Linked DNA regions of Homo sapiens: all the other regions are linked to region 1. The links are chromatin loops, found by intact Hi-C in ENCODE. Cell type or tissue: A673. All regions are shown on one strand. Each heading gives the region's core, and the rest is flanking DNA. Links, peaks and the distances in the headings are about the cores only.

Evidence for each region. A loop is a pair of places that touch in the nucleus more often than their neighbours do. Peaks named below come from ENCODE experiments on the same cell type or tissue, not always from the same donor. Only the 100,000 strongest peaks of a DNase experiment are listed, where the experiment ranks them.
Region 2: a loop joins it to region 1, with 6 times the contacts of the local background. A loop is called at or near these places in 5 of 110 quality-filtered maps.
Region 3: it touches region 1 in a loop (8-fold over the local background); 2 of 110 quality-filtered maps call a loop at or near these places.
Region 4: a loop joins it to region 1, with 8 times the contacts of the local background. A loop is called at or near these places in 23 of 110 quality-filtered maps.

The regions. Positions count from the first base shown.
Region 1 is chr13:97,851,894-97,859,879 of GRCh38, reverse strand. No RefSeq gene overlaps it. Among named protein-coding and RNA genes, the nearest start is that of IPO5, 98 kb to the left of the region's middle. RefSeq lists enhancers at 3,064-3,163, 3,184-3,303, 3,334-3,403. In A673, for the core only: a CTCF peak has its summit at 4,206 (motif pointing left); DNase peaks (open chromatin) are centred at 3,739 and 4,159; H3K27ac peaks cover 2,942 bases.
Region 2 is chr13:98,018,523-98,026,508 of GRCh38, reverse strand. It overlaps IPO5 (importin 5), which reads right to left. Exons shown (of 29, transcript NM_002271.6): 26 at 7,805-7,986; 27 at 6,700-6,928; 28 at 5,376-5,517; 29 at 2,213-4,773. The coding sequence ends at 4,687. Among named protein-coding and RNA genes, the nearest start is that of IPO5, 69 kb to the right of the region's middle. In A673, for the core only: no CTCF peak of the experiment used is centred there; a DNase peak (open chromatin) is centred at 4,138; H3K27ac peaks cover 2,166 bases.
Region 3 is chr13:97,942,127-97,950,112 of GRCh38, reverse strand. No RefSeq gene overlaps it. Among named protein-coding and RNA genes, the nearest start is that of IPO5, 7.6 kb to the left of the region's middle. In A673, for the core only: no CTCF peak of the experiment used is centred there; DNase peaks (open chromatin) are centred at 2,792, 3,972 and 4,582; H3K27ac peaks cover 4,790 bases.
Region 4 is chr13:98,837,643-98,842,642 of GRCh38, reverse strand. All of the region lies in intron 38 of DOCK9 (dedicator of cytokinesis 9), which reads left to right. Among named protein-coding and RNA genes, the nearest start is that of DOCK9-AS1, 8.1 kb to the right of the region's middle. In A673, for the core only: a CTCF peak has its summit at 2,349 (motif pointing left); a DNase peak (open chromatin) is centred at 2,332.

The DNA.
Region 1 (7,986 bases), core at 1,160-6,159:
GACCTTCTTTCCTATCCTCCATATCGCTTAACTTCTCTTTCGTATTTTCTGTCTTTTAATTCTCTGTGCTTCATGCTGTGTAAATTCCTCAGCTCTTCCTTCATGTTCACTGGGTTTCTACTCAGCTACCTCAAATTTGTGGCTTAATCCATCAATTGAATTTTTTATTTCAATGACAATCTTTTTTCACAAATTTAAAAGTTCTATTTGACCCCCTTAAAATATACTTGCTCTTTTTTCAGAATGTTTATCTATGTGTTTAATTTTTTAATTCTATTTTTAAAATTAATCTTAAACATATTTATTTATACTCAGATGGCTCTGTTAAATGAAACTTTAGAGGATCTAATCTTGATATTTGTTGTATATGCAGACTTTTGTTCTTGGTGCATTTTTTTTCTTGTGAATTTTATAATCTTGAATTGAGAGCTGATTTTCCAGTGGGATTTTACATCTAGGACTGCAGTGCGGTCTTGTTGGGGGATATGCTCTTTGGAAAGGTTTTATGTATACTTCTTCCTGGAGCCTCAGAGGTATCATAAGATTGGGGCTAGCTTTTCTATTAATTTGTTGAATTTCTTGGATTAAAGGTATCTAGAGTATACAGGTGTGTTTATATATGTATATATATACTCTAACATATATATACACACATATACGCGTATACATATATATAATTGGGCTTGAGTAAGGTCCAAGTGTTGGTTCTGAATCCTCAGGGGATATTCCCCCTTCCCCCTCAGAATGCAATAATGAGACAGACAACAATCTTTACCCAACAAACTATTTGCAATCCAGAGAAATTTTAAAAGTGACACAGTACTGTGACTTACACAACCAGGGCACCAGACTCCAAGACAAAAGAAGTGAACGCTAGAACCCAAGAATGAGTCCCAAGACTGGGACTTTAGAGAGTCTTGTTGGAGGAATGGGGCAGGATAGAATCTACACATTAAGCAAGGATTGGGAATAGGATATCAGAGAGCAGAACAACCTATGAGCAGGTGAAGCGGAAGGGGAGGTTCTGGAGCTAATTCTCATTGCTGTGAGCACTCGCATCGGGATCACGTTCAAAACTTCTTTACGCCAGGCTGGCGCCCTTCCCTGGACTGGGCCAGGTTCTTAATTGCACAGAATCTGGCCAGTCTTCATTTGCAAAATTTTGAATTATGGGAAGTTGTCTTCAGCAGCATCCTTTGGTCCTTTCTGACATTTACCCCCCACCCCCCGCCACTTGCTACAGCTGCTCTCTTCCCCGCCAATTCAATGCCTCCAGAACAAGGGTCTTAACCTCAACTGCCTATGGGGAGTGGTTGAAGAGGCAGCTAACTTAAATTAATAAAACTAGACAGGATGGTGACTTTAGAGATGCAGAGCTCCAGGGGGATGGGGCTCCTCTACTCCAGCTTATTGTTGTTAAGTTCCAGCACCGCCTGGGTTACAAATCTGGATTAAAAAAAAAATCTAAAAATGTTGGCAACTCATTCAATTTAAAAATGTGCTTTGCTCACCAAAAACACAGCTGTGGCCACATATGGCTTGCAGGCCACTAGTTTACTGCCTCTGCTCTGAGCTGCCTTTCAGAACCTTCCAGGGGACTGAATCCCCTGATTCCATGGCAGCCCTTCCTCCTTCCAGGCCTGCTGGTCAAATAATGCCTCTCACTGTACACATCGTCTGTACTCTCAATTCCCCACCAAACTCCCCATTCCTTGAGTGACCATGTTTGAACATACTCCTACTGGTGGTGAGTTCTCCCAGAGTATGTCGGACCGAATCATAGTGTGTAACATTGGCGGGGAAACCAAGGGAAGAGTATTTTGTTTGATGCAGGTCATGTAGGGTGTCAATGGAGTGTGGGCTTCGCAGCCACATGCTCATGATCCTGCCTCTCTACTGACCAGCTGAGTGATCCTGTCCAAGAGGCTTCATCTCTCAAAGCCTTGGTTTTCTCATCTGCACGATCTGGAGAATAATTCCTGGCAGTGTTGTTGTAAAGCTATTTTAATTTCTGTTGTATAGTCAATGCTTATTTTTGCTCAGACTATGGGAATTCTGCAGTTGAAAGGGCCCTTGGAAATCGCCTGTCAATCCTGTCACCATGCAGATGTAGAAATGAGAGGGTTTGGTTCCAGGAATTAGTCCAAGGTCTCAGCTAGCCAAATTAAGAATTAGTTTGCAAAAAATTTTTTAATGATATATTTTATGGTAGAATTGGCTATAATATCCCATAGCTCATCCATGCAGCAATATGAATTAATTATTAAAGCAGGACTATTGCTCCAAAATCTATCAATTAGAGTACTGGGGAGAGAAACTGGGTACTCACATTTCTTTCATTTATTATCTGTGCAACAGTCACTTAATCTCTCTAAGACTCATTTTGGCATTAAAAAAGGCATTATGATAAGTTCTTTGCCGTCTGAGTGTTACTCTGAGCGCTATTGATGCGTTATTTCACAAACTTGCAGCACACACGTGGTCTCATCATCTCTTAAAAAATGAAAACTAACCCAAGATCATTATTAAAATTTTTTTTAGAGGCGAGGTCTGTCTATGTTGCCCAGGTTGGCCTCGAATGCCCAGGCTTGAGCAATCTTCCTGCCTTAGCCTCACAAGTGGCTGGGGTTACAGGCCACACCACCACACCCAGCTCCGAAGTCATTCTTGACTAGCAGAAAGGCTGGTATCTCCTTCTTAGGGCTACCTGCTCCCCCAGTTGTTTAAAAACTTGAGGGTTATAGTGTCTAAGGTGGGAGGTGGTAGGGAGTTGGGTGGTGAAGCCAAAGTTTAATCAGTTCGCCGTTGCCACAGCTCCTCCTTGCCACACCGTGTCAATGTCAGAGCCACCTCTAAGTCCCCCAGGGACTTTCCAGAAGTTAGGGAGGAATGCCCGTCTGGGCATGCACAGCCCTGTGGACTCTTTGTGTGGCACAGGAAATCTGGGCAAGATCTCAGCTCCTACTTGCTTCTGTGAGCCTCACGTCCAACATCCCAAGTGGTGGCCCTGGTAGGGAGGACGCCTGGTCCAGCACCATCTGACAGAGATGCTGACCTGGTGCAGACTGAGTTCTGTGCTCATTACTGTGGTTCTCTGAGGGAGGACCCAGCCCCTGCCCTCCTTGTGCTCCTGAGTTTACAGCTTTCATAGCTCAGCTGTTTCACTTCTTCTGGCGGCCATTCCAGGAGGCAAGAGACACCTGGGGAGCACCTGTGTCATCTCTTCCTCCTCCTTGGGGAACCACAAACTTCACCGTCAGAATACAGAGGGCCTGAGTTCTGCCCCTTTGGTAAATTCTAGGGCCAACAGCCCTTCTTCCAAGGGCCTGAATACCTACAGGAAGGCCTCCTCCTGAGAGTGCTGGTGGGACTTACCCTCTTGATATTGATACAAGTAGCTCCTAGAACATGCTATGACTGAGCAAAACCAAAAAACCCAATGCAAATTAAAGCTCCTTAGAGCCATCTTGATACACGTAGGCATCATATCGTATTAGATATTTAAAAAAAAATCTGCAGTTAATGCTGTAAATCAGGTGGAATGTGAAATCAGCTGGCGGCTTCATAATCCTCCAAGGAGCTGGACCTTCTGGGAAACCCTGCAATCCTTTTTTGGACTGGCTCTCATTTGCATATGAAATTGAGGGTGCTTCGACATCCTTCGAGCCGGGTTGCACAAGTCTTAGCTGGCCTCCCTTGTGACCGAGAAACAGGGGCCCAGCCTGGGGTCAGGGCCTGGAATTGCTTCCTTTGGGACTCAGCCAAGCGCAGGCCTTCCACATTAGCATTAGTGCTTTCTTCCATCAGAATTCAGCTGCCCCCCAGAGCCAGTCCCTGTGCCAGAATCCAGACAACCACTAGATCCATGGTAGATTACTGTAAACAGTAGAGTTTTTTTTTGTTTGTATGTTTGGAATTCTAGCAAGACTGACCAATTTAAAAAAACTCTCAGAGCTCAGTGAAAGCAAACCAAGGATTAAGTGAAAACACCAGCAAACAAAATCGATAAATCAGTAACTTAAAGAATGGACCTTCGAGGCCTGCTGTTCAGAGTGCTTTGCCAAGTGACGTAAGAGCCAATGACTTGAGATGCAGAAGAAAAGTTGGGAATGATTTTCCTTAGCGGGAATTCATTTATTTTGCGTGTGCGCTGACAGTGAAGGGCTGAAAGCAATGCTATATCGCCCCCTAGTGCCAAATATACGCACATTATCTATGCTGCTTGGGCTCCAACATTGCCATGGCCTTCTCCAAATAAAGCCAATGCATTTTGATGAAATCTAACTGCAACAAATCACATGTGACAGATACTAAAAACAATTATTCCAAGACTTTCCCTGGCTTCTATTTTATTTTAGTTTTTATTTCTCATCTTAAACTTTTATTAAAATATATTTGACTGATTAAAGCAAAGATAGTAACCATGTCTAACATATGTGGAAATAAAATTATTGATAACAACAGCACAAAGATCGGAAGGCAAAGATTGAATTACCTTGCTGTAATGTTCATATATTATACATTAATCCGTAACATACAAAGGAAATGATTCCAGAAAAGCATATCTAAAAGAATATTATAATTGTGAGATATTCTTTTCTAAATTTTAATTTTTTCCAGATTTATTAAGGTATAATTGACAAGTGAAAATTGTATATGTTTATGGTATAACATTCAATGTTTTGATATAGGTATACATTGTGAAATGACTAAATCAAACTAATTAACGTATCCATCTCCTCACATTCTTATCACGCTTTTGTGTTGAGAGCATTTAAGAGCTAATCTTTTAGCCTTTTTTTTTTTTTTTTTGAGATGGAGTCTCCTCTGTCATCCAGGCTGGAGGGCAGTGGCGCGATCTTGGTTCACTGCAACCTCCGCCTCCCAGGTTCAAACAATTCTCCTGCCTCAGCCTCCCGAGTAGCTGGGACTACAGGTGCCTGCCACCATTCCTGGCTAGTTTTCCTATTTTTAGTGGAGATGGGGTTTCACCATGTTGGCCAGGATGGTCTCGAACTCCTGACCTCAGGTGATCCACCTGCCTCGGCCTCCCAAAGTGCTGGGATTACAGATATGAGCCACTGCACCTGGGCCACAATTTTCAAGCATACATTGCTATTATTAACATTTGTTAACTATAGTCACCAGGCTGTAAAATAGCTCTCCAGAATTTATTCCTGTGGTCTAACCAAAGCTTGATACTCTTTAACCAACATCTTCCCGTTTCTACTTCCTCTTTCCCTGTAGCCACCATTTTACTCTCTGTTTCTATATGATTTGACATTTAACACTCCACATGTAAGTGAGATCATGTGGTGTTTGTCTTTCTGTGCCTGGCTTATTTCATTTAACATTATATTATGTCCTCTAGGCTCATCCATGTTGTTGCAAACACAAGGTTTCCTTTTTTTAGTGGCTGAATAGTATTCCATTGTGTATTTACACCATATTTTCTTTATCCACTCATCTGTTGCTGGACACTTAGGTTGATTTCCTATTTTGGCTATTGTGAGTAATGCTGCAGTAAACACAGGCATGTAGATAACTCTTTGACATGCTGATTTCATATCTTTTGTATATATAGCCAGTAGTGGGACTGCTGGATCATATGCTAGTTCTATTTTTAATTTTTGAGGAACCTCCATATTGTTTTCCGTACTGGCTTTACCTATTTATGTTCCCACCAATAATGTACAAGGGTTCCCTCTTCTCTACATCCTTGCCAACACCTGTTATCATTTTTTTTTTTTATAACAGCCATACTGACAGGTGTGGGGTAATACCTCATTGTGGTTTTAACTTGCATTTTCCTGACAATTAATGGTGTTGAGCATTTTTTTTCACATGTCGACCTTCTGATTTCTATGTCTTAATTGCACTGATCATGGAAAAGGAGTGAGAAGATCTGGGGAACTCACAATATATTTGGGAAGTTGAAATTCGATTGCATGTGAAATGGCAGGAAGTGAGCAAGAGGAGAGAAAAGTCTGGATGAGCAGGAGGGAGGGTGTCCGGAGCCAGTTCAGAAAGCCCCACCCTTGTCTTGTTTTTGGAGAAAGAAAGCAACGATTAGGGTCTTTAGGGAGAGAGAGTCTAATGGAAATTTTTAGGAAATTTTGCTATTTACTCTTCAAGGATTTTTGTTGTTTGACTTGCAATGAGTCACAGGACTAAGCTAGACCTTAAATCAGTAGCAAGCAGGCCACATTTCATTTGTGTTACACATTAAAATATGACATCTCATGCTGTTTTGATATTTTTGGTAGCTGCGTGGGTGAAGGACTAGAGGGGATAGATGTGTCAGAAGAACAGTGGGATTCATTAATAAACACTGCCAAATATCTATTGGGCCTTCCTTACATGCCAAGCACCTTCCTAATTGTGCCCTAATGGAAGAGAAAATGGAAGTATCATGGATTTCTGGGAGAAGGGGGAGTGAAATGAGATGGAAAGAAGGTTAACTGAGGTGACAAGGCCACTGATGGAAGTAGAAAGTTAATGAGCCAAGAGCCCTTATAATGGATCTCTGGCCAGTGTCTGCTTCCTCCCCTCTCTGGGACACTGCTTGATGTCAGCACCACTGCAGGGCAGGACCATTTTTTGAAAAGCAGTGTGAGTTTCTCTTCATGAGATTTGCAAATACATGTCATATTTAAGTCAAATAAGCTGATGTTTTTCTCCATGGAACTGTATTATTAGTAAATATCAAATAAGACTGTTACGTAGCTCTGTGTCAACTTTCCAGCACTTTAGCAGTCTCTGAATGGCTACTATACTGCCCATTCATTTTTCCACCCATTCACCCATCCACCCACTCATCCACCCACCAGTCCATCCATCCATCCATCCATCCATCCACCCATCCATCTACTTACCTACCCTCACGTCCATTCACCTATGCATCCATCCAACAATCTACCCACCCATCTATCCATTCATCTACCCACCCACCCACCCATTTTTCCATCAAACCATGTATCCACCTACCCACCCATCTATGCATCCCATCCACTCATCCATCTATCCACCCACCCATTCATCCACTCATTAATCGATCCTCCCATCCACCCAACCATTCATCTAACCATCTATCCATCCACCCATTTTTCCATCCAACCATCTAACCATCCATGTACCCAACCATCTATCCATCCATCCATCTATCCATCCATCCATCCATCCATCCACCCATCCACCCATCCACACTTCCACGCATTTATTGATCCTTCCATCTACCCAGCCATTAATCTAACCATCCATCCAACCACCCATTTTTCCATCCAATCATCTAACCATCCACACAACCAACCATCTATCCATCCATCCATCCATCCATACACCCACCCATTCACCCATCTACCCACCCACTCATCTACCCCTTCACCCACCCATCCATCCATCCATGCATCTTTGATTCTTCAAGTATTCAAGTATGAGTCAGGCAGTCTGTTAAGCATTAAATATTTGCTGGTGCTCAGTGCTTTGGAGGCACAGGGGCAGTTTCTCATGGTTTAGCACCATCCCCCCAGTGCTGTTCTCATGACAGTGAGGCAGTAAATTATCACGAGATCTGGTTTTTCAAAGTACATAACACCTTCCCCGCTGTCTTGGTCCTGCTCTTGTCAGGTAAGACGCTTGCCTCCACTGTGCCTTCTACCATGAGCAAAAGCTCCCTGAGGCTTCCCTAGAAGCAGGTGCTGCCATGCTTCCTGTACAGCCTGCAGACCATGAGCCAATTAAACCTCTTTTCTTTATAAATTACCCAGTCTCAGGTATTTCTTTATAGCAATGGGAGAACGGACTAATACAGGACTTTTCGTCCATTGCTTATCTGCTCTGAACCTTGGTTTGGCATCTAAAAAGCAGTGATAGCAATACTTCTTTGCAAGGACTCAATAAGGCAGTATACTCATAGATTCTTTGCTCCTAATATAACATCTATAACATAGTAGTTGCTTGTAATAATTTCTATTGCTGCTGTAACAA
Region 2 (7,986 bases), core at 1,772-6,771, 170 kb before region 1:
CAATGGGTGCATTTAGGGCCATGTCTTATGCAGATCAGGCATCTTCAAACACCAGAATCACAGTGTCAAGAAAGTAAAATAGTCCACATACACCACGTTTATGGCACAACTTCACTGACTTTGCAAAGTTTCCCAATATTTTCCACAACTTTCTAGGCTTCCTCCTAATGCCAAGGCTGATTAGAGAACTTGAAAAAAAAAAAAAGTTTGCAGCTGGGCACCGTGGCTCACACCTGTAATCCCATCACTTTGGGAGGCCGAGGCAGGCAGATCACGAGGTCAAGAGACCATCCTCACCAACATGGTGAAACCCTGTCTCTACTAAAAATACAAACATTAGCTGGGCATGGTGGCTCACACCTGTAGTCCCAGCTACTCGGGAAGCTGTGGCACGAGAATCACTTGAACCTGGGAGGCATCTCACTTGAACCTGGGAGGCAGAGGTTGCAGTGATCCGAGATCGCGCCACTGCACTCCAGCCTGGTGACAGAGGGAGACTCCATCTCAAAAAAAAAAAAAAAAAAAAAGTTTGCTTAAATTATCTGTAAGTATTAATAGAATTTAGGTGTAATTCTGATAGCTAATGCTTAATGTGCCTGGCTTCTAAATCCATCTGAACCCTCTATAAGGTATGTACTATTATTGTTCCCATTTTACAGAGAAGGAAACTAAGGCATACAGAGGTTAGGTAAGCTGAGTACATGGTAGACTGGGATTTTTTAACTGACACAGTGATTTGATTCAGAGGTCAGCAGCTATGGCTAGCCTCTTTTGTCAAGTTTCACTGGGATACAGCCAAACCCGTTTGTTTACTATGGTCCATGACTGCTTTCGCACTGCAACGGCTAAGCAGTTTGTGAGACCCTATAACTTGCAAACACATACTTGTTCGGTGACGAGTGCTAAAATATTTACTATCTCGAACTTAGAGAACACATTTGCCAACCTCTGGTCTTAACCATACAGCACCATGGTCTTTTATGGTGCACCTTAGGATCACAGGAGCAAGTTGTCGGGCTGATCCAAACTCTTACATTTTCTACCCATCTGTTACAAAACTTTTAGGGGAAATAGGGGAACTAATTTCTGATTCATATCAAGTGGCACTATTCTGGTTTCCATTACAATCTGAATGCTAGTCAAGAGGACAGAAATGATAGATCAATCAAAAGGAAATACACAATGAAAGCTCCTGAATCATGAAAGAACAGATTTCATAATTATACTCTGCTGCCTTAGTGGAATTTAGAAAAAATTTTTTGTAATGTTTTACAAAAAATTATATTGTACCACTTTTGGATTCATTGAGAAGTGAATAATATAGCTATAATTTATCTTTAAAATGTTTGTATTCATCCAAATATAATAAATACATAGAAATAATCAGCCCAAATGTTGTCTGGCATACACTGTAAGGGTTACAGCTGTGTGGGGAAAAAAGGGTTTAAGTCTAGGGCAGGATGTTGTTAGAATTAACCCCTGCTCCTCAGCACCACCATTCAGAAGTTCCAAGTGCTGGAAATAAATATTCATGCTTCCTCCCAAGTGTGATGTGCATACATTGTGGATCATTCACTTTCTTCTTCTAATAGTGGTACTCATACTTTTAGGGCCGAGAAAGAAAATCTGCTTAGGAATAGCAAACATGGCAGGTTTTGGCTGTTAATCTTTTGTGGCAAAGAAGGTTAAGAGAAGCAAAGTGATTTCGTTTTTTTTTTTTTATTTTTATTTGAGATGGAGTCTCACCCAGTTGCCCAGGCTGGAGTGCAATGGCACAATCTCGGCTCACTGCAACCTCTGCCTCCCAGGTTCAAGTGATTCTCCTGCCTCGGCCTCTGGAGTAGCTATGATTACAGGTGCCTGCCACCACACCTGGCTACTTTTTGTATTTTTAGTAGAGATGTGGTTTCACCATGTTGGCCAGGCTGGTCTCCAACTCCTGACCTCAGGTGATCCGCCTGCCTTGGCCTCCCAAAGTGCTGGGATTACAGGCGTGAGCCACCGCGCCCGACCTGCAAAGTGATTTCTGTGCAGCAGAGAAAACTGACCCAACAATCCTCCTAGGCAGAATGAAGCAGTTATTAAAACATTTAGCTAGCTCCTTAGCCTTTCACGTTGCTTAAACAGGCACTCACTCAAAAGATTAGATCATAAAAATATAATGCTTGCAAGACTGTAAGTAAGCACCCCCCTTATTTATTATCAGACCAGGTGCACCAAGACCATTTATTTGCTTATGTCTTTACTGATGGTTCTGTCAAACTACAACTCCAGAGTTATAAGGTTGCCTCTCATTACAGAAGTGTCAATTAGATTTAAGACAATTTTACTTTTCTTTAAAGATACAGCATTTAAAAAATACTCCAAATTGAGTTATGCCAAAGTTTCTAACACTTGTGCGTGTAACTTGTTACAAAATTCCCAGAAAACGTAAGAGCCACACACATTTTTCCCCTCCAGAAATAGCTTGCATTTATAAACAATATATATCACTTGCTGACATGCAAGACCCCTAAATTTGGTACAAAAGCCAAGAAAAAACTCCATGGATTTTCATCTTGCATAGACAGAATGAGGTATTAAAAATGCTTCTGCAGGTCCTTTCAAAGAATTGTTAGTTCATGGTACATCTCACAGTTAGTTCTGAGCTCTGGGTTTCAGAATCATGTCACACTAACAGCATTTACTACCAACCTTCCCTATTAACTTGATTCAACTCCAATTACCTCTTTGCTTTTCTGCTTTTATCAAGGAGGATGCTGCCAGTCTGCATCTAACAGAGCGCTTCTTTCAGAGCTCTTAGAACCCTGCTGTAAGTACATCTCAGATACTAACGGCATCTGACAATACCACTAGTGTTTAAACTGGAAGGTAGGAGGTTCTTGCTCCCAAAGTGCTTAGCATAGTGCCCAGCAAACACTAGGTTCTCCCAAAAAACATCTTCTGACCACACTGTCATCTGAAATTCTGCAGGTGTGCCATGATTTTAACATGTTTCTTTTCTGCAAGTGTAGTAATAAAGTGTAGTAATAATTTAAATTAAAAAAAGCCTACATTGCTCTAGCTGATTGGCATCAGTACATGAATCGGCTTTGCAGATGCTACATAAGAAAGCAGAAAGGGGTTGTCTTGACACACTTTTTACTCCAATTCCCATTTTTTTCTCCCAAGGAATACAGGCTATAAAGCTCCAAATATTACCACACATTACAAGAGCCCACAGGTATTCATCCACTGAACACAAGGACTGCGCAGGTGGAGTCATTTAATATGCTGCTTTGCTAGATTCGGAAGCCTCCGGGCAATGGTGTTGTGCTGCAAACGTAAAATATATTTGAAGGGCATCTGCTAACAAGGAAACCATCTGTATGTAATCCATTCTATTTTCTATTCCATTTCAGATTTAGTTTTAATAAAGTAATACAAATCATTTAAAGAAAAAACCTTTAATTTAAAATTCTGATCTATGCATAAAATTCATTTTTATATCACGGTTAAATTTAGTACAAACTATAAAAATGTTAACACTGAAGTTTTCAACAGAAGTCTATTAAGATGCCTTAGAAAAATTAAACAACAGCAAGTCATTTACTGCTATGAGGTTAATACATAAAGAAACATTCACACATTTTACTGAAATTTTCAGTAAATAACTTTAGCCATAACACTTATAATTAAAAGTTCAAAAGTTGTGTGTGGCTCTACAGCAATTATAATTTGCAATGAAAACACTAAGCCAAATCTTTTTGAGCTGATCAGAACAATCTTAGCTACAAAATTGGCTGAAATTTGCAAACCTTAAAAAGAACACCAATTGTGAATGGAATAGGTATCATAACTTAGCTTAAAGTGGAAGATGGTAAAAACTCGATGCTTAAGTCTGAATTGCACAAGGAAAATATTAGGGGAAAAAACACTCAGCTATTACTGATAGCTATTACTTTAAAAAAATATTAGATCATTCTTATATTAAAAACATGAAATGAATCCAAGCCAGACAGTACTGAGTTTTTACACAAGCCTCTTTTGTATTCAATGTTGTTTATTGAGGAGTGAATGAGAGACTACTGCCAGACATGCCAATGACACTTCACATTCAAGGGCTGGAAGCTGGAAAGCTTCCCGACTGAGTCACTGTATAAGCCTTCTGGGAAAAAGAACCAAAGTGACATCAAATATGCCATCTTCATGCTTGTTGTCTGTCATCAGTTTTTTTCAACTTTTGGGTCTACTGGTTTGCTGGGTAGGAGGCTTCTTTCTACCCTACAGAAAGACTCACACTCCCAATTCACAATGAACACTGAATGCAGAGCAATTTGTGTGAACACACATCTACGCTGAGTAACTGTTCTTAAAGCTGTTTTTCCTTAAATTTCCTTATGTCTAACGAGAAAAATTAATTTGATTTCCCTTTCCCCTTCAGGTGGGCGGGTTATACCAATAGAAAAATAGTCTTCAGTGCTAGCTACCGCAGGGCTTCCAGGAACTCCTTCAGTGGTCTGGTAGAAATCCATGGAAACTCCATTCTGCAACACAGCGCTGCTCTTCCTGCTTGTGGCTCTCCAGAAGAATGGCCTACACACAACACTACCGATCTCTTTTGCTCAAAAACAAAACAAAGAAACCTAAAGGAAAGGGTAAGCGTTTATTTGGAGTTAGTTTTCTGGTGGGTGACATTAAGGCCCTTCACGCAGAGTTCAGGAGCTCCTGAATGGCGGCCTGCTGCTCAGGACTGAGCTGTGCTATGCACTCAGTCCACAGTCCTCCAGAAGTCTAGGGAAAGAAACATTTTCACAGACTTAGGACGAAATGCTCATTTGGAAGGATTTTAATCATCATCATAGGTAAACTGTAATCATGGCAAAATACCTTCTCCCTAGGTACATTATTTTGATGAGTATCATTGTAAAAGCAAGAAATCTGTTCATTTTTTTAAAGTTCATTTCATTTCCAGTAAGTTTTCTTCATTTTTGCACTGAAAAAGCTACACTAAGCAGGTAACATCTTAAAGTAACCCATATACCACATGAATATAGGAAGTAAAAATCATATAAAGTTTTTTGGCAGATGACAAGTTATTATTAAATCTTGTTTTTTTTTCTTAAGATAGGCAGAAAAACTACACATAAGCTTGTGTTAAGCACCAACTGGTAAGCTCAAAATGTCCTAAGATGAAGGTTTTAATTCTAATAAATAATAAGTACATACGGATGGATTACATTAAGTATAATCCATTTGAGGCTTGGAGACAAGAGACTATGAAAATATAAAAATAAAATTCCTTAGCTCATTAGATTTCTAGTTTCTTCTCATAGAGGACTACAAAGAAAAAAAGGTTTTATCTCCCCCTCCCCAATTCAACCAAATCAGCTTACCTGTACTTGGCGAACGACATTGGCCAGACGTTTGGCACAAGGATCTTCATGTTTAATTGCCTCGTGCATTTCTCCTTCCGCAATTATACTAAATATTTTGGGCAGATTGGTATTGTTTGGGCCAAGAACAATTGGATGATTACTGACAAATGAGAAGAAAACCTTAGTAAGTGAAATTTATAAGGAGAAATATGATTATGTGTTCACTAAAATCAATGGCCTTTTAAATTCAGTAGGAAGAAAACCAGCCAATCTTATATATGAACTCTTTAGTTTCTTTCTACATAAATTAGAAAAAAAAAATACTGGGCTCATCTCTCAGGATTGTTTTAAGGGCCAAACAACAGAATGCTCTAAATACCTTATAAATAATTTGTGATGTGTTAAAAAAAATGTTTTGTATTATTAAAAATAAGTTTAACACAAGTTTTATTTTGCTACTACAAAATAGCTTCTAAAATAACTCTGAAGTTCAAAAAAATTATATAAACATTTCAAGAATAAACTGGGAAATAAACTCAGGCAAGTTTAATGGGAAAAAACCTGATAGCGAATTTAAGAATTCTAGTCTTTGTCACTAAGAGAATTTCAGAGTAGTCGTTTCCAAGGAAGATGATCAAATAGCATGATTAAGACCTGGTCATTTCAGATGTAGGAGCAGGTCAGGAGTATGTAGTCTGCAGGATGGCTGTTACATTCCTTAATGATATGGTCAGTGGAAGACTCAAACCCATTTCTTATGTGAACCTGAACTTAAACAAGTATGGAGAATATACCTGTTGGCCTATTGCTACAATAGTGGCAGTGGTTGTAGCCCTTGAATTTATTCATAACCTAAAAATAATAATAGCGACAGAGCTTAGATCTGACTGATATTTGGGGGGAACTTGGACTTAGAAAACAGACACTAAACAACATTCCCTTAGGCTGGGTTTGGTGGCTCATGCCTGTAATCCCAGCACTTTGGGAGGCTGAGGTGGGAGGATCTCTTGAGGCCAAGAGTTTGCGACCTGCCTGTGCAAAACAGTTAAGACCTTGTCGCTACCAAAAAAATTTAAAAACAAAGAAATAAATAATTAAAGTGCCTCATCTGTTGAATCTAATTTCATAAAGAATAACTCAAAATTAGACCTTATTATAAGGGCAATGTTAACTGTGATATGGTTTCTTAATATGATTTATAAAGACAGCACTATTATAAACCTATACAACTGAGGACTGTGCAGAGATCATGTGGTTAAACCTTAAAAGACTGATGTTAGGCAAGAAAAACCAGGAAGCACTGTGGAGGAGAAGGAAATAAGGTCACAGTCTGCTTTCCTACCTTTCAATCAGGTCACACAGATAATTGAAAGTCTGAACAGCTTCTTCTTTATCTTCATGTAGTGGAAGCCAAGACAACCAGTGTGGAAGGACCTCTTCAACGTTTACACAGTCAGGCTTGAACTTCATGATTTTCCCTACTGCTGAGATGCAGTTCTCTGTAGCATTGACATTTTCTTTGGTCTTAGAATCCGCAGACTGAATAACTCTTACCAGCAGGGGAAGTGCTTCTAAAATAAGCATTTGAAAGAAGTTCAGCTAAAACCTCACATTTTCATGCAAATGAATATATGTATTTTTGTATTTGGTTCAGATATTGATTATGGTAAAGAAATGTTAAAGTGTATGGGAAGTGTTGTCTTCTTGGCTATGTCATTACAGAATGGCAACAGAGGGGGGACTGCCCCAGCATGGACAGGAGCACTAGCCCTCTACTAACTTAGAGACCCAGAGAGATTAGTGGCCTCCAGATTTACAGTACTCATCACATCACCCGAGGGTCCTTAAACTTTAAAAGCTGCCTAACTATATTCCCCAGTAAGTTTTAAAAGTCCTATTCTGCCAGGTGTGGTGGCTCACGCCTGTAATCTCAGCACTTTGGGAGGCTGAGGTGGGCCGATCACGAGGTCAGGAGATCGAGACCATCCTGGCTAACATGGTGAAACCCCATCTCTACTAAAAATAGAAAAAATTAGCCAGGCGTGGTGGCATGCGCCTGTAGTCCCAGCTACTCAGGAGGCTGAAGCAGAATTGCTCGAACCCGGGAGGCGGAGGTTGCAGTGAGCCGAGATCATGCCACTGCACTCCAGCCTGGGCCTCAATTAAAGAAAAAAAAAAAAGTCCTATTCTAAGGCTGTTGTATATTGCCAAAACGCAAAGAGAAATGCACCCTGGAAGGCTGGGGGCAGGGGATGTCTTTGATTCTATTTCTATGAGAATAAATCATCTTTTTATCATCTAAAATCCTAAATGCTACAGATGAGATGTCTGAAAACAGACTACAGCAGAAATAGGCAAATAATGTTTGGGAGTGTGGTAAAGAGAGTAAAGTAGGGATTCACAGGATGTCTGGAATGAAATGCACGTAACGGAATAAGCAAACGTACCTGTACAAAAAGGGCGATAATTATCTCCACCGTACTGTGCCATGACTCCCAGGCCATATGCAGCTGCTTGCCTGACTTCTGGGCTGTTGTCACATACATATTGGAGCATTGGTCTTAAGAAATATTCTGCGTATTTAAATGAGGCTGGACTACAGTGTTCTATGACATCATCAAAGATGCAT
Region 3 (7,986 bases), core at 1-5,000, 91 kb before region 1:
TTTTTTTTTTTTTTTTTTGGAGACTGAGTCTCACTCTGTCACCCAGGCTGGAGTGCAGCGATGCGATCCTGGCTCACTGCAACCTCCACCTCCCGGGTTCAAGCGATTCTCCTGCCTCAGCCTCCTGAGTAGCTGGGATTACAGGTGTGTGCCACTATGCCCAGCTATTTTGTATATTTAGTAGAGATGGGGTTTCACCATGTTAGCCAGCTGATCTCGAATTCCTGACCTTTGGTGATCCACCTGCCTTGGCCTCCCAAAGTGCTGGGATTACAGGCGTGAGCCACCACGCCTGGACTCATTTTTGTATTTTTAGTAGAGACGGGGTTTCACCATGTTGGCCAGGCTGGTCTTGAACTCCTGATTTGGTGATCCACCTGCCTTGGCCTCCCAAAGTGCTGGGATTACAGATGTGAGCCACCGCACGTGGCCTAATTTTTGTATTTTTAGTAGAGACAGGGTTTCACCATGTTGGCCAGGCTGGTCTTGAATTCCTGATTTGGTGATCCCCCTGCCTTGGCCTCCCAAAGTGCTGGGATTGCAGGCGTGAGTCACAGCGCCCGACCAGGAAACTTTTTTAAAACCATCAGATCTCATGAGACTGATTCACTATCATGAGAAAGCACAGGAAAGACCTGCCCCCATGATTCAATTACCTCCTACCAGGTTCCTCCCATGACACATGGGAATTGTGGGAGTTACAATTCAAGATGAGATTTGGGTGGGGACACAGCCAAACCATATGAGTGGCCTTATTTGCCTTTTATTCATTTCACTTCATGTAGCCATAGATGGGCTGTGAGAATCTTGGATAATCAGCAAACCCCATTGTCTGTTTTTTTTTTCTTTTTCTAAAATGTCCACCCTCTGATGATCATTTAGATATGTTGATACGTTGTCCTTCAGTTAACATTATTTTAGGTTTCTTTCTTGCTTTCTTTTTTTTTTTAGAGTCTCACTCTGTCATCCAGGCTGGAGTGGAGTGGCATGATCTTGGCTCACTGCAGCCTCTGCCTTTCAGTTTCAAGTGATTCTTCTGCCTCAGCCTCCCCACTAGCTGGGATTACAGGCACCCGCCACCACGCCTGGCTAATATTTGTATTTTTAGTAGAGACGGGGTTTCACCACGTTGGTCAGGCTGGTCTCGAACTCCTGACCTCAGGTGGTCCACCCACCTTGGCCTCCCAAAGTGCTGGGATTACAGGTGTGAGCCACCAGGCTGGGCCTAGGACATTTCTTTTAATTCCATTATACTATTAAGGGCAGTGGTATCCGTGTTAGTGATGGATAATAATGTACATTGTTTTTTGTTTAAAAGAAGAGAAATGGGGCCGGGAGCAGTGACTCACGCTTGTAATCCCAGCACTTTGGGAGGCTGAGGTGGGTGGATCACGAGGTCAGGAGTTCGAGACCAGCCTGGCCTACATGGTGAAACCCCATCTCTACTAAAGATACAAATAATTAGCCGCGCGTTGTGGCGGGTGCCTGTAATCCCAGCTACTTGAGAGGCTGAGGCAGGAGAATTGCTTGAACCCGGGAGGCGGAGGTTGCAGTGAGCCGAGATCGCACCATTGCACTCCAGCCTGGGTGACACGGCAAGACTCTGTCAAAAAAAAAAAAAAAAAAAAAAAAAAAGGAAGAGAAAGGAAGAAAAATGTTTGTCCTTATTTCTTAAAATATTCAATGAGCTTATATTGTGTTCGAGTGATTAACTGTGGTGCCTTTAGGTGCCCCTGAAGTAGTCATAACTTTTTACTCTAACTCCTAAACCTAACACCACATCTATCCACATACAAACAGGTACATACTTATTTCCCTTTCAATATCATTAGTCTTAGTTTTTTGAATGTTGAGCCTGCAGGCTTTAAAAATACAACTTAGGGCCAGGCATGGTGACTCATGCCAGCACTTTGGGATGCCAAGGTAGGAGGATTGCCTGAGCCCAGGAGTTTGAGATCAGCCTGGGCAACATAGCAATATCCTGCCTCTACAAAAAATAAAAAAATTAGCCAGGCGTGGTGGCACACACCTGTAGTCCCAGCTACTTGGGAGGCTGAGGTAGGAGGATCGCTTGAGTCCAGGAGGCTGAGGCTGCAGTGAGCTGTGATTACCCCACTGCATTCTAGCCTGGACAATGGAGAGGGACCATGTCTTGGGGGAAGAAAAAGAAAAAAGAAAAAATCCAACTGAAAAAATATTTTTAGCTGGGCACGGTGGCTCACGCCTGCGCCTATAATCCCAGCACTTTGGGAGGCCAAAGCAGGTGGATCACTTGAGGCCAGGAGTTTGAGACCAGCCTGGCCAACATGACGAAACCCTGTTTCTAGTAAAAATTCAAAAATTAGCCTGTCGTGGTGTTGTGCGCCTGTAATCCCAGCTACTGGGGAGGCTAGGGCAGGAGAATCACTTGAGCCTGGGAGGTGGAGGTTGCAGTAAACCAAGGTCGCTCCACTGCACTCCAGCCTGGGCTATAGAGAGACCCTGTCTCAAAAAAAAAAAAAAAAAAAAGAAAAGAAAAATTAAAGTGTTCACATATAAATGAAGCAACTCATTTAGAGAGGAAGGGAAAGGCCTGGAAGCCAAGTGTTGGCATTTCCACCAAGGCTGAGCATTCTTATACGGAGACCCTGCCGAACTGCCTTTCCTGGGACGCATATTTTCATGCTACATCATATATTTGGTGAAGCAACTCAGCTACACCCTTTCAGTGGGGGTTGAAGATGAATCAGCCCATCATGTTGTAATTCAGACAAAAGCAAGGTTTATTTTTTTTCAGGCAATCATTCTAAAATGCCAGAGGAAATGAAGCCCCTTGGCCCACTGGCCCTGATCTGTGCCAGGTTTTGCACCAATATTGAAAGCCTGTTCTGTTCTGTAGGACTTGCCCCTGAAACAAAGGATCTTCCTGAAATGCATCTCCACAGACTCTCAACTCAAAAATTCATCTCTGTGGGAGAGGGGACATTTTGTAGCATTTTGTCTTCAGCTTGTATTCTACAAAAATCAAACTTCAGATATGAAAATTCTTTTAAACTATAGATTTATTGAACTAGAAAGGGCCAGAAGAACTCTAATTGATACAATTAGGACTTACATAATTTATCTAAGAGAGGATTAGATATGAAGCAACCCAGAGAATAAGAGTCTAATCTGCACTTAACCTTCTCTTTCCTTCCTTCCTTCCTTCCTTCCTTCCTTCCTTCCTTCCTTCCTTCCTTCCTTCCTCCCTCCCTCCCTCCCTCCCTCCATCCCTCCCTCCCTCCCTTCCTTTCCTTCCTTCCTTCCTTTCTTTCTCCTCCTCTCTCTCTCTCTTTCTTTCTTTGAGACAGAGTTTCACTCTAGTTGCCCAGGCTGGAGTGCAATGGCATGATCTTGGCTCACCACAACCTCCGCCTCCCAGGTTCAAGTGATTCTCCTGCCGCAGCCTCCCGAGTAGCTGGGCTTACAGGTGCCACCCCACCATGCCCGGCTAATTTTGTATTTTTAGTAGAGACGGGGTTTCTCCGTGTTGGTCAGGCTGGTCTCAAACTCCAGACCTCAGGTGATCCACCAGCCTCAGTCTCCCAAATTGCTGGGATTACAGGCATGAGCCACTGCACCTGGCCTAACCTTTTAAAAAGAAATTTTTCATGGGCAAAAGATCTGAATAGACATTTCTCCAAAGACGATATACAAATAGCTAATAAGCCCATAAAAAGATGCCCATACACAGGAGGCTGAGGTAGGAGAATCATTTGAACCCGGGAGGTGGAGGTTGGAGGTTGCAGTGAGCTGAGATTGTGTCACTGCACTCCAGCCTGGGTGACAGAGCAGGACTGTCTCGGGGGGGAAAAAAAAGATGCCCAACATTAGTCATCAGGGAAATGCAAATCAAAACCACAGTGAGATACCACTTCATACAAACGAAAATGGCTATAATCAAAAAGTCATAATAATAATGTTGGTGGGTATGTGGAGAAATTGGAATCCTCTTACACTACTGGCGGGAATGTGAAGTGGTGCAGCTGATTTGGAAAATAGTCTGGCAGTTTCTTGAAAAGTTAAACAGAGTTCCATTTGACCCAGCAATTCTGCTCTTTAGCATATACCCAAGAGAAAAGGGAACTTGTAGTCCCAGCTACTTGGGGGGCTGAGGTGGGAGGATCACTTGAGCATGGGAGGTCAAGGTTGCAGTGAGCTATGATTGCACCACCGCAATCCAGCATGGGCAACAGAGTGAGACCCTGTTTCTAAAGAGAAAAAAAGTGCAAGCAACCCAAATGTCCATCAACTGAGGAATGGATAAATAAAATGTGGTACATGCATACAATGGAATATTATTTAGCAATAGAAAGAAATATGAAATACTCATATATGCGGCAACATTGGATGAACTTTAAAAACAGTACACTAAGGGAAAGAAGGCAGTCACAAAAGATTACATATTATATGATTTAATTTATATGAACTAGAATAGGCAAATCTATAAAGACAAAGTTGACTAAATGGTTGCTTAGGGCCAGTGGAGCTGGGGGTGGGGCAGGAGAATGATAGCTAAAGGGTGTGTTTTTTTAATGGATAAAAGTGTTCTAAAATGGATTATACTTAAGGTTGCACAGTTATGCATATGCTAAAAACCATGAAGTGTCCTTGAAATGAGTGAGCTGTATGGTATGTGAATTATATCTCAAGAAGAAAGAAAGAATGAAAAAGAAAACTCTCTAGGTTTCTTCCTGGCTGCCAGAAAATTCTTTTTTTTACTTTTTGTTTTTTTGAGACAGGATCTTGCTCTGTCACCCAGGCTGGAGTGCAGTGGTGTGATCACTGCTCACTGCAGTCTTGACCCCCCGGGTTTGAGTGATCCCCTCACCTCAGCCTCCCAAGTATCTGAGACTGCAGGTATGAGCCACCATATCTGGCTAATTTTAACTTTTTTTTTTTTTTTTTGTAGAAACAGTCTCCCTATGTTGCCCAGGTGGTCTTGAACTCCTGGACTCAAGTGATCCTCACGTCTTGGCCTCCCGAAGTGCTGGGATTACAGGCATGAGCCACTGTGTCTTGCCAGAAAATTCTTTCCCATATTTAGTATTTTTCTTTTTGCTCACTCTAATAAACACTTGTTTTGTTTTTGGTAGAGACAGAGAAGAGTAAAAAACTTCCTTGTCTTGAATCATAAATCTAATACTCAAAGGCCATTATTATATTAGCCATTTGGAGGAAACGATTTCAGTGCCTTTAACCTTTTCTTATAGGATTCATTTTTATGCCATTATTTGCCTTTCTACCTCTCTTGGAGCTTCTTAACCATTCTGGGCCTCAGATTCTTCGCCTATAAAATGAGACTGGTGGACTAGATCTCAAAGACCCCTTGCAGGTCTGAAGTCCTGTGATGAATGTCGGCATCCTTTGAGAAAGCATGAACATGTACAAATGAAAACACTTTTCTGAGCCGTGGAAGGCAAAACTGTAATCAGCTATGAAAAGAAGCTGGAAACAGACTGAGGGAGTCGAGTTTTAAAATCAGTGAACACAGCATGAAGTGGGCACAGCAAAGGCCTGAGAGTCAGGAAACTTAATCTCTGCTTTTATGACTCATGGTAAGATTTGGGAGAGTCACATGACCTCTTGAGTACATTTTCTTTTCTATAAAATGGGCATCATATAATCTGCCTACCTCTCTCTAAGCAGTGTTTTCACTGAATGATTAAACAAGTAAATATTACTGTAATGCACATATTATAACAATATTTTATATATGATTCACAACAAAAGTGCTGTTATTGAAACAATTCTTTCCTTGAAAGAAAATTTATGATACCTATTTTTAAAATTCATTTCATTTTGGTTTTATCATCTCCTCTTAAAACTTAATGAATATAGGCTGGGTGCAGTGGCTCACGCCTGTAATCCCAGCACTTATGGAGGCTGAGGTGGGCAAATCACTTGAGGCCAGGAGTTCGAGACCAGCCTGGCCAACGTGGCGAAACTTTGTCTCTACTAAAAATACCGCAATTAGCCAGGTGTGGTGGGACAACCTGTAATCCTGGCTACTCAGGTGGCTGAGGCACAAGAATTGCTTGAGCCTGAGAGGCAGAAGTTGCGATGAGTGGAGATGACACCAGTGCACTTCAGCCTGGGCGACAGAGCAAGACTCTGTCTCAGAAACAAAACAAAACAAAAAACTTAATGAATATGGCATAGTAAAATGTAAAGAAATATAAAAATAAAAGCTCAATGAAATCATGGTTAATGTGAACAAAGCTTACAATAACATTAAAAATTAATAAAAAGTATTTTTCTTCCAAATTTGGCTTTGTAAAAGCCTATGTTAATTATAAAAATTGTTAAGCATTTTTCTAGTTGCCACTTCCCTCACATCTATATTGTTCTCATTGTTAAGGTGTCTTATGTTGCTTTTTTTTAAAATTATACTTTAATTTCTGGGGTACATGTGCAGAACGTGCAGTTTTGTTACATAGGTATACACGTGCCGTGGTGGTTTGCTTCACCCATCAACCCATCATCTACATTAGGTATTTCTCCTAATGCTATCCCTTCCCTAGCCCCCCACCCCCCGACAGGCCCCAGTGTGTGATGTTCCCCTCCCTGAGTCCATGTGTTCTCATTGTTCAGCTCCCACTTATGAGTGAGAACATGCAGTGCTTGGTTTTCTGTTCTTGTGTTAGTTTGCTGAGAAAGATGGTTTCCAGCTTCATCCATGTCTGGTGTCTTATGTTTCTGAGTAGAACCAGAGGTCAAGGGACCATGTCAGATCTCTCCGTTGTTACACCTTAATGCCTGTAACAATGCCATGCATCTGGTATTTACTCATTAAAAACTGATGACATTTATTGCCTGCTAATGGAAGAGGTTAAACTGCTCAATGTAAATAGGACATTGAAAATTTGCAGTCCAGACAGAATTTTTTTGTGTGGGTCTAGTGATTTCTGAGAACCATAAAGCTAATTTAAAGCATCTTAGGCAATAACAAATATCTCATGGTATTCATGAGATCAATGACATCATGAAACTTAGGAAACTGAACAATAGTCGCAAAAGTTGACACACTTAAAGGAGAGATGGTCTTCCAAGCAGGGAGACTGTATGATTTTCCAGGGGTACCACCTTTGCTCAAAAGAGCACGGAAATTCCCCTGTTTGGAATTTGGAATCTGTCCAGAGTCAGATTACCATCCCTCAGGAAAATCAACCTCATTTCTTATAGCCACGCAATGTGGTTAATGATGTTTGCTTTTCCTCTCTTGTAAGCTATTGAGTTATCTTCAAATAGGATGCATTGCATAGGTAACAATGGGATCATGCCAATTACTGTGTAATTGGAGTTAGAGATAGGCCTGCTTAAAATCAAGAACAATAGGCCGGGCACAGTGGCTCACACCTGTAATCCCAGCGGTTTGGGAGGCTGAGGCAGGTGGATCACGAGGTCAGGAGATCGAGACCATCCTGGCTAACACGGTGAAACCCCGTCTCTACTAAAAATACAAAAAGTTAGCTGGGCGTGGTGGCAGGCGCCTGTAGTCCCAGCTACTTGGGAGGCTGAGGCAGGAGAATGGTGTGAACCTAGGAGGCAGAGCTTGCAGTGAGCCAAGATCGCACCACTGCACTCCAGCCTGGGTGACAGAGCGAGACTCTGTCTCAAAAAAAAAAAAAAAAAATCAAGAACAATAAACATCCATAGAGCTGAGATTGCCATTGTCCCAGATACTTTCAGATGAGTTATTCCATCCTTAAAACTACCCTTTGTGGCAGGTTGTACTTTCCTCAGGAATATGGGACGTTCAGTGATATCCACACATATTCCGGGCCATGGGAGAGTCCAGATGGGCTGTGCAGTCTGAAGTTGCTGATAGCTGTCACTCTTGCTGGGGGTCACCTGGCACATTGCTAATAAACCACTGTAGTTTATTAGCACAGCAACAAGCAGTGCTCACTAAAGTCTATGAAGTTGCTGTCTTTGGCCAAGGTCCCAGCTTGCTTTCTGGGACTA
Region 4 (5,000 bases), core at 1-5,000, 980 kb before region 1:
CTATAAACCACATTATGAGGTGAAAACTTAGTGAAATGTGTTTGAAAATAAGTGGTGCATTTGCAAAATATATATAAAATAACACTATGTTTACTTTGATGTCGTGTTGTTCTAGGAATACATCAAGTTCATTTGCATAATTCATATTTTCCACTGGTATAATGCAGGGAACACCAGCCAAGAGGTAGCAGCATGAAAAGAAAATCTGGATTTCATATAATTTGATCTAAAAGGCAGTTAAAGATTACTGGGTCAAGTTGCAGATAATATTTCAGATCAGAATCAGAAAGTATTTTCTAACTGAACTGGCCTTGAGTGGCATGTGCTGAGCTGCCTGTGAAGTTCATGTGGACACCTGCAGCTGGAGCTGTGCAAACAGACTGGAGGAGGCCCAGCTGGGGTATTGTCCAGGTCACTTAAGCATGCCATGAGGAGTTGGATGGCGTGGCTTGTCAGGCCCCATTTAACTCCGAAATGTCTTTGTTACCTAAAGCACAAGCAGGAAAATGAATATAGGTGATCATTAAATTCCTTTACTGTACATCATATTGAATTAATATGAAAAATACAGAGAATGTAGACATCTCTGAGTTAAAATATTTTCCAAAAGTTTTAAAGCATGGATAATATATCTTTAAAATTGGATAAAATGTGCTTGGATGCTTTAAACATATACTCAAAATAGTAAATAAATGTTTGTGGCCAGGCATGGTGGCTCATGCCTGTAATCTCAGCACTTTGGGAGGCTGAGACAGGCAGATCACTTGAAGTCAGGAGTTCGAAACCAGCCTGGACAACATGGTGAAACCCCGTCTCTACTAAAAACAAATAATAATAATAATAATAATGCAGAAAAATCTGGGCATGGTGGTGCATGCCTGTAATCCCAGCTACTCAGGAGGTTGAGGCAGGAGAATTGCTTGAACCCAGGAGGTGGAGGTTACAGTGAGCCGAGATCATGCCGCTGCACTCCAGCCTGGGTGACAAAGCGAGACTTCGTCTCCAAAAAAAAAAAAAAAAAAAAAATTTTGTTCATAAACAAGACACTTATTTCCTTGATTCTGAGATATGTTTCCTTGATTCTGAGGCACATTTTTGCACACTTTCTAGTATTTCCAAAGTTGGGTATATCTTACACATTACACTGGATATGGTAGTCTGTCATTGATTGGTATTTCTTGCAATTGATGGGGTCTCAGAGGTGAGCAGGTCTGATACAGTGTATGTTTAAAGTCAGTCATTTGTAATATCCTTACAGAGGATTTTAAGATGTGTGGTATGTTTAAACCAAGTATTTTCACTTGGGGCCTTTACTTCATATGAGGTCCCACTTTCAGATGCAACTCAACATTAGGTTTAAAAAAGACACAGGGAAGAGAAAGCTGATGGTATGACGCCTACCTCCTGAAGCATAAACTCTTAGATTACAGCCCGTGTCTCCACAAGGCATTCTGAGCATATTTGTTTTTTTTGTCTGTGGATCAAAGGGCAGATATCAAATGATATAAATTTTACCTTGGGGTATCACTATTTATTCTATTCTCTACTCTTTGCCAGTCTGTGAGGAAAACCTCTTTAGCAATAAAAATTGGATGGAAATGAATAATAGATTGTGTAGATATTGATCAGTTTGATATTTTGCAAAAATGTTTGAACTCAATAAAACCATATGCCATGAGTTAATAGGTATCTAGGAGACTAGGTCTTCTACATTTGGAGAGTTCTTTCAGCAAGAAAATTCCTTGTTATTTGGTATTTATATTTTCTCATAAGACTTACTGTGTTTCTGGATTCATGTTATGGGCTAGAGGGGAAAAAAGTCAAAATACGAACAAGAATTTTGGTTGCATAAAGAGTGAAGGTGGCTATCAACATGGAAGTGCCCCCTATAGGAATACGTCTCTGACCTACTCTTCTATCCCAAATGTCCTCTGGTATTCAGAAAAGGCATGTGGCCTCAGGCTTCTGTCCTGCCCACCACATTACCTCTGATGTCATGGTGGTGGGGAGGGAGGAGGTTCGCCGATGTGTCAGCATTATTCATTTGAACTATGCAGGTAACGTGAGTTTGTAGAACAGGGTTAGGTTAATTCAGTGTAGACAAATTTCATCTGTGGCCCCAGAGTATTTGAAAGATTTGGGGGCTTTAGAATAAGTCTTGTCAGAATGACAACAGAATGAAAATTGTATAAATTTGAGCAGTGAATCCGAAGGACCGTAAAGCATCCCGGGGCATGTGTGTCAGAGATAGCACGTCCCTGCAGAAGTCCTGCAGCTCTGTCCCTGAAGAGCCTGGCTGGAGCGAATCAGTGCAGGGCCCCAGGCACCACGGCCCCCTAGTGGAAATCAGTGTGCTTCACACCGCACTCCTTACTTGCCCGGGTCAAAAGCTGCTTAATCAGCTTTCAAAACATTGCCAACCCTTAGTTTAAATAATTTCTCTGCCTCTTCTTGGATTTACTAGCTCAGCTTCATTTTCCTGTGTTGGTCTATACCATGGTGATTGTTGATTCAAGTCCTCCTCCTGCACAGCTCTGTTCCAGGCCTTGAGACAGTCTCAGTCTCTGTGACTGGTTCAGCCTCTCTATGCTGCCAATTATTTTTAGGGATTTAAAAAAATAGCTCTAGCTCAGGAATCCTGCTGATTTTTTAGATGAAACAGTTGGAGGAAAAGCAAAGCATAACAATATGTGGCTAAAAGGACCATTTCTTTTAGATTCCTGTATGACTCAGGCAAGCGTACCGATGTCTGTATGAATCTGACTCTAAAGGAGAGTAGATGGTGTAATAACATTTCCCAGTACCATGTTTCCATATGTGTATACATAATTATATAATAACTTAATTAGCATAGTCCATTGATGGTATGTTTTAAAACAGCACATGGCCAAATTCTAATTTTTAATTGTTGCAGGCTTTCAGCCAGGAGTAGTTAAATTCTATGGGAGTTCTTCAGGCCATCTCATTGGTAATCATCACCTAGATGCACTTCACCTGTTGGTGATCTAGACCAAGAAAAGGACAGTTCTTTGCAGAGAAAGGAATTAAAATAAAGCCAGTTCCTTGTTAAAATTGAACCCAGACAAAAACTCATTCGGGGCAAATGGCAGCCCTCAGGAAAGGATCCCTTGGACCTGTATGATCATTTTGGTTGGTCTGATAACAGGTGTTGTATTTCTTGTGTGTGCCCTCTTACCACAGTATGTGATCACTTTAACAGTCATCATCGACCTGTTTGTTTTCCTCTTTCATTGTCTCTGTATCTTACCAAACAACCTCGCTGAATAAAGTCATGCCTTGGATTACCATCATGGCAGTACAAGTAACATTAGTACCCCAACATATCCACCTTTATTTTCTCTGGGAGATTTCGTACCCCAAAAGCAAAAAATGAAATAGAACTAGCATGGTGCGAGATGTGTTACAGATCCTCACTAAATTTGGAGAGACGTTGGCTGTGCTGCAGAGTGGAAGTGATGTGATCCACAACAGGATCTCAGCACCACCTTTGTAAAAGCAAAGCAGCATTGGATAAAAGCACACAACAGCATTTCTATCATATTTTAAAAAGCACTTCTGTAGCTTTTAAAGCTCTTCTGTAGCCTTTTAAAAACCACTCTATAATTCTGACATTTGAGTCAGAATGATGTCATGCTAGTTACTTGATTTTCTCCCAATAATATGTACTATGATACAGTGACCTGGATAAGGAATTTGGAGTGTAGATTCTGTTTTTTTCCCATTACTGGTCTCAAGAACATTCCCTAGGTTTTCTGTACTTCATTTTCTTGATCTATGTACAAAATGTCCTCCTCTCTGGAGTATTAGGAAAATTACTTAAGTAATGAGGCGTCGCTTTAATTTTGCTCCTTGGAGAAAGACATTACATGGTGTTTTATTATATTGCCATCTTTCTTTGTAATCTAGATCAATACTGTAACATCTTTGCATCCCTATATGTATTTCTGCTAATGCATACCATTTCATAATTTAATCTCAACTTGTATGTCAAATTGCATTTATATCAGTACTAAACTGATTTTGCCACATATAGAAGATATCCGTTTGTATTTAAATTAGGTGTGACTAAGCTAAGTTTAAATGACAGATTCTTCAAGTCCTTTTCTTTTTCTAAACATTTCTTTCAGACATGTTGGCTTTTATGCTTTTTCTTAAAGCAAGTAGAATACTATGCACAGCGCAGTCAACTCTTGATTATCATTCACGAGCTTGCTGATAACATAGCTCCTGAAGTTATTGACTTAACACCTCCATAGCGCTCAATGTGTGCCAGGCACTGTTCCAAGAGCTTCACAAATATTAACAAATTTAATCCTTACCACAACCCTTTGAGGTAGATACTGTATTATCCCCATTCTACAGATGAGGCAGCTGAGGTTATAAAGGGGCCAAATAACTTGCCAAGGCCACACAGCTGGTGAGTGGCAGAGTGGGACTCAGTGACCAGCAGCCTGATCTCAGGCTCATTTTCTTAACCTGCGTTGTGCTGCTGCCTCCGTCTACATGGGAAGCTTTGGAAATCTTAGCCTCTGCCAGCACTCCTGCTGGATAGCAGAATCGATCAATGCCTGTCTTGGTCCAAGTCCTGTCTCCACTGTTTACTACCTGTATGACTTTAGACAAGTTTAGCCTTTCTGTGCCTTCATTTCCTTATCTCCACCAAGGGTTCAACAATCTTCATACTTCACAGGGCTGTTGAGGGATTAAATGAGAGAATATGTGTAAAGTTCATAGAATCGTGGCTGGTACACAGCAAGTGCATAATAAATGTTTGCTGTGGTTATTGCCCTTTCAGAGTGGGAAAAAAGTTATAATTGTATTGAAACATTATTACTACTTTCTCCCTTCCTTCCCCCTCCCACCCCGCCCCCCACCCCAAAAAAAAGGCAAACACAGAGACAAGGTCCCAAAGTGGGCCTTCTGAATAATCAAAAGTTGACTGTGCCTACCGCATCCTGCCAGCCTTGCCTTCTGAACCA